Linked DNA regions of Homo sapiens: region 2 is linked to region 1. A link is a loop called in an ENCODE intact Hi-C map of the cell type or tissue named here. Cell type or tissue: MCF 10A. All regions are shown on one strand. Links, peaks and the distances in the headings refer to the core of each region. The heading gives the core; the rest is flanking DNA.

Region 1 (5,388 bases), core at 297-5,296:
GGGGACAGCAGGAAGGAACTAACTAAAATGCAAGTCAAAATGTAATCGTGATATAATAAATTATAAACATAAATTTGCAAGGAGGACTAGCTTCATTCCCTTCGTGTAATGAATGAGCATTTGTAAAGGGGTTGAACATAGGAGCAGACTGAGAGAAGGGAGGGCCATTCAGGTTGAGAGAACAGCATGAGCAAAGGCCTGGAGGAGGGAATGTGCCTGACTGTTCAGAGAACAGAGAGAGGTTCTTGTCATTTAGAGCGTAGCGTACAGGTTGGGGCACAAGACTCTGCGTGAGATAAATTAGGGGAGGGAGAGCAGGGCCAGAGCCTTGGGGCACTTGCGAGGAATCACAGATGCATAGAGTCCAAGGGCTGCCGGAATGTTCAAGAGTGGAGATTTTGTGCACAGGAAGCCATACCCTCTCACCCAGGTTACTGTACCAGCTTTCCATCGTTCCCTCCATTCTGTTTCCACTCAGGCCCTCTCTAATCTATTCCCCACACTGCAACCACAGTGGTCCTTTGGAAACTGCAAATCAGATCAGGTCAGTCTTCTGGTTTCCTTTTCTTTTAGAATAAGTTTGGAATGTTAATATGACCTCTGGTGTTGTGCAGAGCAGGTCTTACACACACACCCCCCAACACCTGCCTGACCTTGTACCAGGACACTCCATTTCTCCCATAATGTTCCAGTCTACCTGACCTGCTCCTCCCTGATCCTAGGCTGCTATGGGGTATCTCTTGTGCTAACTGTAATGCTGGAAAATAGTAGGTGGTCAATACACAGCTGTGGAATGCAGTACGAAAGGTAGGCGTGCATGAAGGAATGAATGGAGTGCCGCTATAAGATTCTTTTCAAGTACCATTGGGCCTTATCATGAAGTGCCTGCAAGAGCAAGAAACTCCCTATTCTGCTTGGAGAGCCAAAGACAAATGGGCACAGGTGGAGGAAGATTCTGAGGTAAAGACAAAGGAAGCTGAGGATGTTCACATGTTTTCTTACATTTACTACAATGTGCATTTAGTATATTTGGGATTGAGGGGAGTAGAAAAGGCCTGACATGGGGACCATGGAGAATAAAACAGGAAGCAAAGAAAGTTCTCCTGAAAGGTCTGCAGAGGAGCTTTGAGGTTTGGTCAGAGAGGATGAGTGGGAAGAAGGTCAGGGCAGTGCTGGGGAAGAGAGGGCAGAGTGCTAGGTAGACTCAGGATTGGTCAGGATGGGCATCATGGAAGGTCAGGGGATTTTAGAGCAGGAACAAGGGTATGGCTGAATTGACCTGCCATGGAGTCCTGAGCAGACAAGAGAATACAGAAAGAGGGATTATACACTGAGGGTGGAGGAAAGGCTGGCTGGAATCCAAAGGAGTGTGAGAGACATGTGTCCATGAGATTGCAATCACAGAGGCGATTCAGAAAGGTCAAGGTCACAGAAGAGAAGACCTGCTCGAGGCAGGGTTGCCCGGTGGCTGCAATAGAGAAGGAGATCACGGGAATCAAGAGCAGGAAATCATTGGTCCAAGAGCTGAGGTCACTAGGGATAATAGCTAACCACTGGACCTTTTTAATGGCATGTATAATTATAATCCCACATGTACTGGTTTACTTGCCATTGTCCATTTTTCACCATACCAAACTAAATTATAAGCCCCTCAAGGGCAAGGATGAAGTATGTTTCTGTGTGATATCCAGTGTCTGTCATAGTAAGAAATATTCATTAAATATTTGGAGAGCAAATGAATGAATGATTGAATGTTTGACTACAGCACACCACTTCTCACGAAAAAGACTTTGTTTATAGCAATTGTGTAGTACCAGTGGAAAAACACTTGAGACTGGGGAGTAGTGAAAACATAGTTTTACCAAGCCGTGAAGCTCTGGATTATATACAGTTGTTTGTATGATACCTAAGTTGTTCTCTCCATTCTGAAAGTGTACGTACTTCAAGGGCAAGAGCCAAATCCTATATAATCCTTATGTAATACTTCCTTTCTATCCACAGAGCAGCCAGCAGAACTCTAGAAAAATAACAAGCAGATGTATACAGCCTGGAGGAGGAGGTTTTATAGTGAAACAGACTTTTATAGAGTTAGAGAAAACTGCCCCATCACTGATCTTCAGTAACTTGTTTCCTCATCTGTAAACTAGGAATAAAAAACAGGATGCAGCACATAGGGTTGATGTAAAGCTTAAGTGAGATAATGCGTATACCCATCTGTCAGTGCCAGGTACATAGCCCTCCATGTAAGACAGCTAAAGATAAAAATACTATTTTATCTGTTTTTTGGACTGTGTAAGCTGCAGTTGGATTTAGGGTTTGTCACTGTTTGTAGCAGCGACATTCTCATGCTCTTCTCAGTACCCTGGCCAAAAGGTTTGCTTCAGCAGCAGTGATTCCAGACCCCAACTCTGCTCTTCTCTGGAAGCAGGTATCTGCACGCTCCCACAGCAGGGGCTGATGACCTCAGGGGCTGATCTGTGCAAGCACAGCTCTATGCTGCCCTCTGGTGGATGTATTTTGGGCTGCCCCTTCCCTGCCATGGACTTGCTGCTGTGCTGACATTAAGGTGCAAAGATAAACTATATGAAGAGCACCTATGAGGAGGTTCTTTGGAGATTACAGGGTAATGAGGGAGGAACGCACTCCACCAATTGTTGTGTTTGGTTCAGCTTCTCAGTTGTACAATCCTACTTCTACCAAGGGAATGGCTATTTCTGCACCAATGAAAAACTCATTACCTCCAAGGGATTTTGGAGGTTAATCAAGGTGGTTCTGAGGCTCTGAGAGGGGCAGCGTCGAGCCTAAGATCACACAGTTAAACGACGACTTTGGCCTCTTAATCTCTGTATTATAACCATTTGCAGACCACTTTCTTTCTGTAAGGAAAAAGTCACAGGGCTCACTGTAAAATGCAAATTATTCTGGAAGGGCATCTGCTTTGCCTCACCTGAGAGTAATCTAAATGGCCATAATAGACCCAGGAGCCATGTTTATGTCTTCTCTTTTCCTCATCTATTACAGCCAATAAATAAGCAGGCTCTTCGGTTTTCCATATCATGTGTCTTATTCGCTGTGCTCCATCTCATCTGCTACTAACTAGCTCCATTCCCTATCTCTTTGTTTGGATGACTACAGTTGTCTCCTAAGGGCTCTCTCTGCTTTTCTCCTCCCAGCTCCTTCACAATCCTCTCTCCTCCCAGCAGCCAAGATGAGCTGATACAAGTCCTGTTTAAAACTCAACACTTCACCCTTGTCTAGACATCCATATGTGATTTCAATCTCATTGTATACCCATGCCCCCTTGGCTCTCCATATTCCAGCCAACCTGAGCCCTCTTCCATCACTCCGACATGGCCAGCCTTTGCCTTTGCACTTGCTGTTCTCTCTGCATGGAATAGTCTTCTCTGCACACTTCTCATGGCTGGCTTTTCCTCTTCTTTCATCTCAGTATAGATGTCTCCTCTTAGAGAGGCCGGCAATGACCACCCTATCTAAAAGAACTCCTTCCCCCAACATTCTCCTTCCCCAATATGGCAGCTCTTGTTATGCGTTTCTATGAATTTCCTTCATAACAGTAATCACTACCCGTCATTATCTTGTTTATTTGCTTAATGCATGTTCTCCATTAGAATATAACTTCCAGGAGGGCAGACTCTTTGCCTTCCCATTGCTGGAGTCTTCTCAGTGTCTGGTACATAACAGATACTCAAAAAAGTGCTTAGTGGAGTGGAAGAGGAGTACTTTATAGCTTGTGGCATTGGCTAACTTTTCATAACCTGGCCCCATCTGTAGCTGCTCCCCTGCCATACCCAGCCACGTAGAACCATCTTGATCAGATCGTTCCCTTATGTTGGTTGACTGAGTGAATGAGCATGTTTAAGGGATTTCATTTTCTCTATAGCATGTCCTGTATGAATGTTGATATATGCATAGACAAAGCTTTATATATTTACACAAAATCACATTCCTTCCTCCATGAAACTTATAATCGTGAATTTGAATTCCTTTCTTTATTCATTGCTGTAAGTCATAGTAACAAGATTTGATTGTACTAAACGCCATCCCATCACATTAATACAAACTTGATATTATGTTTATTTGATGAAGGTTTCCCCTGAAACTAGGCACTCAGGAATTGTTTCCAAGAAAAATAATTGAATAGGGAAAGAGACTGCAGTTGCCATTAAAATTAAAACCAGAAATCATTTCGTGTGTGTTATTCTTCCCTGGTTCCACCTCCAGCAATGACTGGAAACAGGTCCTTAAGGGCAAGTAATAAGAATGAATGTCACAAGAGTCAGAAATAATGAACCAATATCTTGCAGAAACACTACAGCATATGCCAACACAGAAAGAGGGTTGGGTAGGAAAGTGTGTGCATGTGAAAAAATAAACATCCCAGTAAAGAAATACGCAGAACCACGTTGATATATATACACAATGTCAGGTTCCTTTTGACTCAACAACAATAATCTGGTCACACAGAGTGAAACTGCAACCCTATCTGGCCCTTGATGTGGAAGGTGCTGAATCACCTGCCCAGGGGAAACTGCAGACATTTAGCACTTTCAAAGATGAGAATGAGCTAATAAAATTAGAGTCTGGCTCACTAAGCAAACATCACTGTGTGCCAGCCTCTCTTTGGAGCAAACCTGCTTTCTCAAATGCACACCACAATTTACTCTCCATGTACCATTTCCCTTATGTCAGTGAATGCCTTTCTCATGTCTTTGAATGTCTTTCTTGATAGCATACGAAAAATGAAGAGAAGGTGAGTTGAGAGGGGAAGGAGTGGGGAATAATAACATTTAACTAGATTTGTCATCTACTATTTCTATTAATTACCCTGGGGTTTCATCTCCTGGATCTTGTTATCTCTTTAGAGTAAAAAGCATTTAGTTTACTTAGATGATGGCCAAATACTCTTTTTTAAAAAAATACAGTTAGATAGAAAGAATAAGTATTAGTGTTCAAGGGTGACTATAGCTAACAATAATTTACTGCATATTTAAAAATAGCTAGAAAAGATTTGGAATGTTCCCAACACAAAGAAATGATACATGTTTGAGGTGATGGATATCCCAGTTGCCCTTATTATTACATATTATATGCATGTATCAAAATACCACAGGTACTCAATATACATATACAATTATTGCATATAAATAACAAATATTAGAAAAATACTTTTTTGTCCTCAAATACTTTGACCTTTTTTTCATTTACATAGCTGCTACTCAATATGTGAAAAATTTATGCTTTCTAATTTAAGATTTGAATACTCTAGGAAAACCAGTGTCAAAGATAATTTTGCAGCAGGGAGCGGGGACTAACAATGAAATCAAGATTAGTAATCCCAAGACCTAACATGCTGAATAAATTTAATGA
Region 2 (5,388 bases), core at 74-5,073, 320 kb before region 1:
GTTTATAGTTCATATATCATGGTTACTGAAATTTGAACTGTGTTGTTGAAGGGCTGGTGCTATTTAACTAAATTGTGGTCATTGAAGTTCATGCATAGTGGAACTGTGTAAAGCAAAGTGTTTTACTCTGTTTTATGCTGCCATAACAGAATGCCACAGACAGAGTAATTCATAATGAAGAGACATTTACTTGGCTGATGGTTCTGGAGGGTGGGAAGTCCAAGAACATGGTCCCAGCATCTGACAAGGGCCTTTGTGCTACATTATCTTATGTAGAAGGCAGATGGGCAAGAGAGGGTGAGCACAAGAGAGCAAGAAGGAGCTCAACTTGTTTTTATAACAGACTCTCTCCCATGATAACTAACCTGCTCCAGTGATAATGATCATGACCTAATCACCTCCCATTAGGTCCCACTTGCCAGCACTGTCACATACGAGATTAAGTTTCCAACACATGAACTTTGGGGGACACATTCAATCCATAGCACAAGGACTGCTTGCACATAATAGGGATAATTTGAGAATGTCGTGGGGGTACATGATAGAGATTCCCACTAAGTCTGTGGGTCAGAGAATAAATTCTTAGAGAGATGACATATAAGTTGAGACTTGATAAATGAGTAGTAATTATCTTATTAAGGGGGAAGTGTAGGAAAGATTGTTCCAGGCAGAGGGAAGGGTATGTGTAGAGCCCCAAATGCAAGAAAGTGCATGGGACTTGGGGTGGTAGCCATGGTTGTTTCAGGCTGACTGTGGGTGACAATCCAATTCCATTATCTTGACTCCCTCCAGCCATGCAGGCTGCTGCTTTTAGTTACCAGGCAGCACTGACTGCTGTAGCTGGGGACCTCAAATGCTCTGTTTGGGACATTCACCTGAAGAAGGTGAAGTGCAGTCTACTGCCTCTTCTATACCAAGAGTCGCAGTTGGGGCAGCTGGGAAAATCACCAGGAAAATAAAACCAAATCAAACAAAATTAATTTAGAGGATAGTTTATATACATAAGATAGGGAATACTAACGATTCAGATGCAAACACTCTAAGTACAGAATGGTATAAGACAGGAAGAAAATCCCTTTCACGAGTCACAATTCAGAAGGTCAATTCAAACCTTTAAGTGATAAACCACATTTCTAGTCAAGCTGAATACAGAGTACAGTATTTTATTTGCTAAAATCTGAATGGTTACTACGAGCCACCCAGCTTAGGTAACATACCCAAAATAATCTCTATGAATTCCCACAACACTCTTATGGGATAGCCATTATTATCTCAATTGTATAAATGAGAAAACAGTGGTTAAGTCACTATAAGGTCACAGAGCTTGGATCCAAACCTAGTGCTTATTTTACAGCCTGTGCCTTTAGCAACTATACCACCAGTATATTTAATCATAACTAATAGAAACAAACACAAATATTGAGTGATTACTTTTATTTTTTATAAGATAAACAGACCAAGAGAAATGCTAGTTAAAAGCATTTATCTTTAGAGCAAGAATGCTCCATCCTTGTAGAAACATTGAGACAAAAAGAATGCATAAGAGCAGCAGTTTTAAGAAAAGTTTGGTGAAACTAAGTGAAATTCCAGGCATGAGCAATCAATTTAAGATTCTATTAGGAAAGCAAAACAATGAGATTATTTCAATTATTGAGTTAACAATGAGATTTCACCATCTACATTCTAGCCATGAGTAAGACATTTATTTGAATCAGATAAGGAGATATAATGTCATTTGAAGGAGGCCCAGTACATTTAATAACAGAGATAAATGAAACTGACAATGATCTCATACTTTATAAATCTAAACAAAGGACCAAGGTTAGACACAGGGATCCTAGTGGTTGATGAGTTAGTTAAAATGCCGCTTTTTACCCTATCTATTGGAGACCAGACAGGATTTTTGTTTTCTTCCTCTAAACAAGGAGGTTAAGAAAGAATTAATCCAATTGCATTTAAAACAAAGTGCAGGAGCAAGAAACAACCTTGAACCTTCCTTACTCAAATAGCAGCTCTGTTGGTAATTTAATCACTAACTGAGTTGTGTAACTTGCCTATGACAAATGGTAAAATACCTACAATGTGGAAATCTGCCAGAGTAATTCCTTCACAGGAATGGGAGGGAAAGGCTCAGCCAGCTCACACTCATACCCTGCCTCCCTATGCTCAGTGTCTGAAATTGCTTCTGTATTAGGAGAGAATATGGGAACTGTTCTGGATCTCAGGAGAATGTGAAGTCACTGAAATGTTTTTGAATACCCACTTCCCTTCACTCCCCTTCCCACCCTACTTGGTACTTGCTGGCATGTGGCACCATGTGAGCTACAGGCAGTGCATAATGAAGTCTAAATGTTAGCAAGGAATGGACAGGAGATCCTGTGGTGTGTGATCTGGCTTGTCCTTTCTGCCTTCCTTGCGCTAATGTTTAGTTTCAGACACGGAAATTTTGAATGGGATCAATCTGAACTGTTCCTTTCTTTGCTGATAAGTACAACTTTTCGTTCTCCAGTCTCAGCTTAAGCTTCATTGTCTCTTGGAGGCTTTCCTAAGTCACCTGAACTACATTAGGACTCCTTGGCACACACTTCCACAGCTCCCTATGCTTTCTAGTACTAAACACACTTCTTCCATCTTCTCCAGTGCATCAGAGGGTTCACTGCAACATTTCAACACCCAGTCACAATGTCTGGCATGTTGCTTGCCTTTAGTCAATGTTTGCAGAATGAATGGTTGCCTTTGTCATTTTCTTTTTAAAAAGGTATTGTAGACAAAGGCAGTGGTTCACGCCTGTAATCCCAGCGCTTTGGGAGGCTGAGGCAGGCAGATCACAAGGTCATCACAAGGTCAGGAGTTCAAGACCAGCCTGGCCAGCAGTGAAACCCCATCTCTACTAAAAATACAAAAATTAGCTGGGCATGGTGGCACACATCTGTAGTCCTAGCTACTCGGGACGCTGAGGCAAGAGAATTGGAACCCGGGAGGCGGAGGTTGCAATGAGCTGAAATTGCGCCACTGCACTCCAGCCTGGACCACAGAGTGAGACTCCATCTCAAAAAAAAAAAAAAAAAAAAAAGGTATTGTAAAATATTTAAGACAAACACAAATGTGTAAATAAAAATATTACAAACCCCCACATATTGACTACAGATTAAGAATGAAAACAATATTGATACAAGTTTAAGTCCCTACTTAGTCCTCTTTGATCACATTCTGCTCTCTAGAGGCAACTAGTGGTCTGAATTTGGTGACTACTATTTCCATGCATTTCTTAATACTTTCACTACACATATATGTAAACTTATTGTTTTGCATATTTCTATAGTTTGTACAAGCATTATACTATATGTATCCTTCTGATATTGACTTCTTTCAAACTGTGTGTGATTCATGATTCATTCATGCTGTTGTATTTAGCTAGAGGTTATTTGTTTTCACTGCTGTGTATTTCATTGTATAAATGCTTCATTATTAATCTGTTTTCTTGTTGATGGGTTATTTTCTAAATTTTTGCTATTGCAAAATATTATGAATGTCCTTGTACTTGCAACACTTTTCTTCTTTTAGGTCACATTGTGGTTTCCAATATACTAGACCTTTTCATTATTCACCTGTCAAAAGTGACCTGCACAGGATCTCTGAAAGCTGTAGGAGAGATAGGTGATAAGCAAACCTATGCTTGTATGAAAATGGGTATCATTGGATTTACAAGAAGCAGTGTGGAACAGTGACATGAACATTGATCTGGGAATTCAACAGACATGGATTCCAGTAACCACTCAACTTCTTAGCAGCCACGCTGCACTGGGAATACAATGCTTCAGTTTTCATACTGTATAACTTGAATAATAGTCTCCTATCTGCCTACCTCACAAGGTTGTAACTATGATCAAATGAAATAATATTGCTAAAAAGATTTTGAAACCTGATATATTATGCAACATTGGAACATCAACAACCAAAATGTATTACCCAAGTGTAATGTGGCAAAAGAGGTATAATAAAACAACCATACAAAAATATAAAATAATGTGTTATTGCCTTCTACATTTAAACTTGTTATTGTCTACAAGTTGTTATCCTTTATCTACATTAAATTGAGGTGTTCTAGAAATGATACTTTATTCCCAGAGGAAAGATTGGAAGAAAATCAGGCTTTTGAGAGAAATGGACTTTGGGTTTCTACTGCCTATAAAATCCTACTGAGAACATCATTGAAATGAATTGAATTGGTTCGAAAAATGGTACTTTTGCCAAGGTTCTGTCTTTAGGCTTAGGTGTACGTTGAAGTAGGAGAGTTGTAATGGTTAAAATGAGGATTTTAGAGTGCAAATGACCTGGGTGCAAATCTTGGCTCTATTTTCCTTCTCTTTAATGAGTATAATATGATAATTTAACAGGATTGTTGGGAAGATTAAATGAGCTAATGTAGGTAGAGCTGCATATTTGGCCCTTTGAATATGTGGCTCAAATCCAGGCTTAGCTGAGATTTCCCAACAGGTGAGGCAAGGTTGCTGGGGTTTTGTTCCTGTCATATGATCTCAGTTACCTCAGTTTAACTCCTTCTCACTTTAAAAAAAAGTGTTGGTACAGCCATTATGTCAGGACGTGCAGCTGTCGTATGTCTACTGATAATTTTGAATGAATGACTGAGCTAGCTATGTTCAGTGAACAAAGAATGCTGTCACTACTAAAAAGAGTTTCGGATGTGTCAAATGTTTTGCCCTGAAGTGCTGACTTCTGGTTTGGAAACTGAGAAAGAGTAGCCTGGTTAATCTGTTTGACTAACCAGCAAGGAACCAAAGAGAGGGTTTCAAAGTAGTTGAAGACTAATTTTAATCATGCAATCTTTTTCTCAAGCAAGAGCTAAGAACAGATAAGACTGAGGCCTAGTATCAGAACTCTGGGTTCCAAATAGCTATTCTTGAAGCATTTTTTTTTCTTTTGAGACAGTTTCGCTCCATCCATGTGCAATGGCACAATCTCAGCTCACTGCATCCTTTGCCTGCCAGGTTCAAGTGATTCTCCTGCCTTAGCATCCTAAGTAGCTGGGATTACAGGCAAGCGCCATGACACTTGGCTAATTTTTGTATTTTTAGTAGAGATTGGGTTTCACCATGTTGGTCAGGCTGGTCTTGAACTCCTGACCTCAGGTGATCCATTGCCTTGACCTCCCAAAGTGCTGGGATTACAGGTGTGAGCCATCGTGCACAGCCTTCCTGCATTTCTGGTACCCACATCTGCTTTACCAGAATCCTCTTGTGTTATTCTTATGGTCATAATGAGTCAAAGACCAGACTGACCTGGTGCATTTGCGCACGGATGTTTGATTTCTTGGGAACTGGCTTGCTTTGCAAGTACATATTTCTGTAAACACATTTACTATAAAGG

Evidence for each region. Hi-C counts contacts between places; a loop is a spot of excess contacts. Peaks named below come from ENCODE experiments on the same cell type or tissue, not always from the same donor. Only the 100,000 strongest peaks of a DNase experiment are listed, where the experiment ranks them.
Region 2: a loop joins it to region 1, with 5 times the contacts of the local background. A loop is called at or near these places in 7 of 110 quality-filtered maps.

What each region holds. Positions count from the first base shown.
Region 1 is chr5:143,822,805-143,828,192 of GRCh38, forward strand. No RefSeq gene overlaps it. Among named protein-coding and RNA genes, the nearest start is that of HMHB1, 13 kb to the left of the region's middle. RefSeq lists a silencer at 2,437-2,576. In MCF 10A, for the core only: a CTCF peak has its summit at 2,503 (motif pointing left); DNase peaks (open chromatin) are centred at 2,497 and 4,527.
Region 2 is chr5:143,505,325-143,510,712 of GRCh38, forward strand. No RefSeq gene overlaps it. Among named protein-coding and RNA genes, the nearest start is that of NR3C1, 100 kb to the left of the region's middle. RefSeq lists an enhancer at 1,900-2,194. In MCF 10A, for the core only: a CTCF peak has its summit at 2,166; a DNase peak (open chromatin) is centred at 2,107.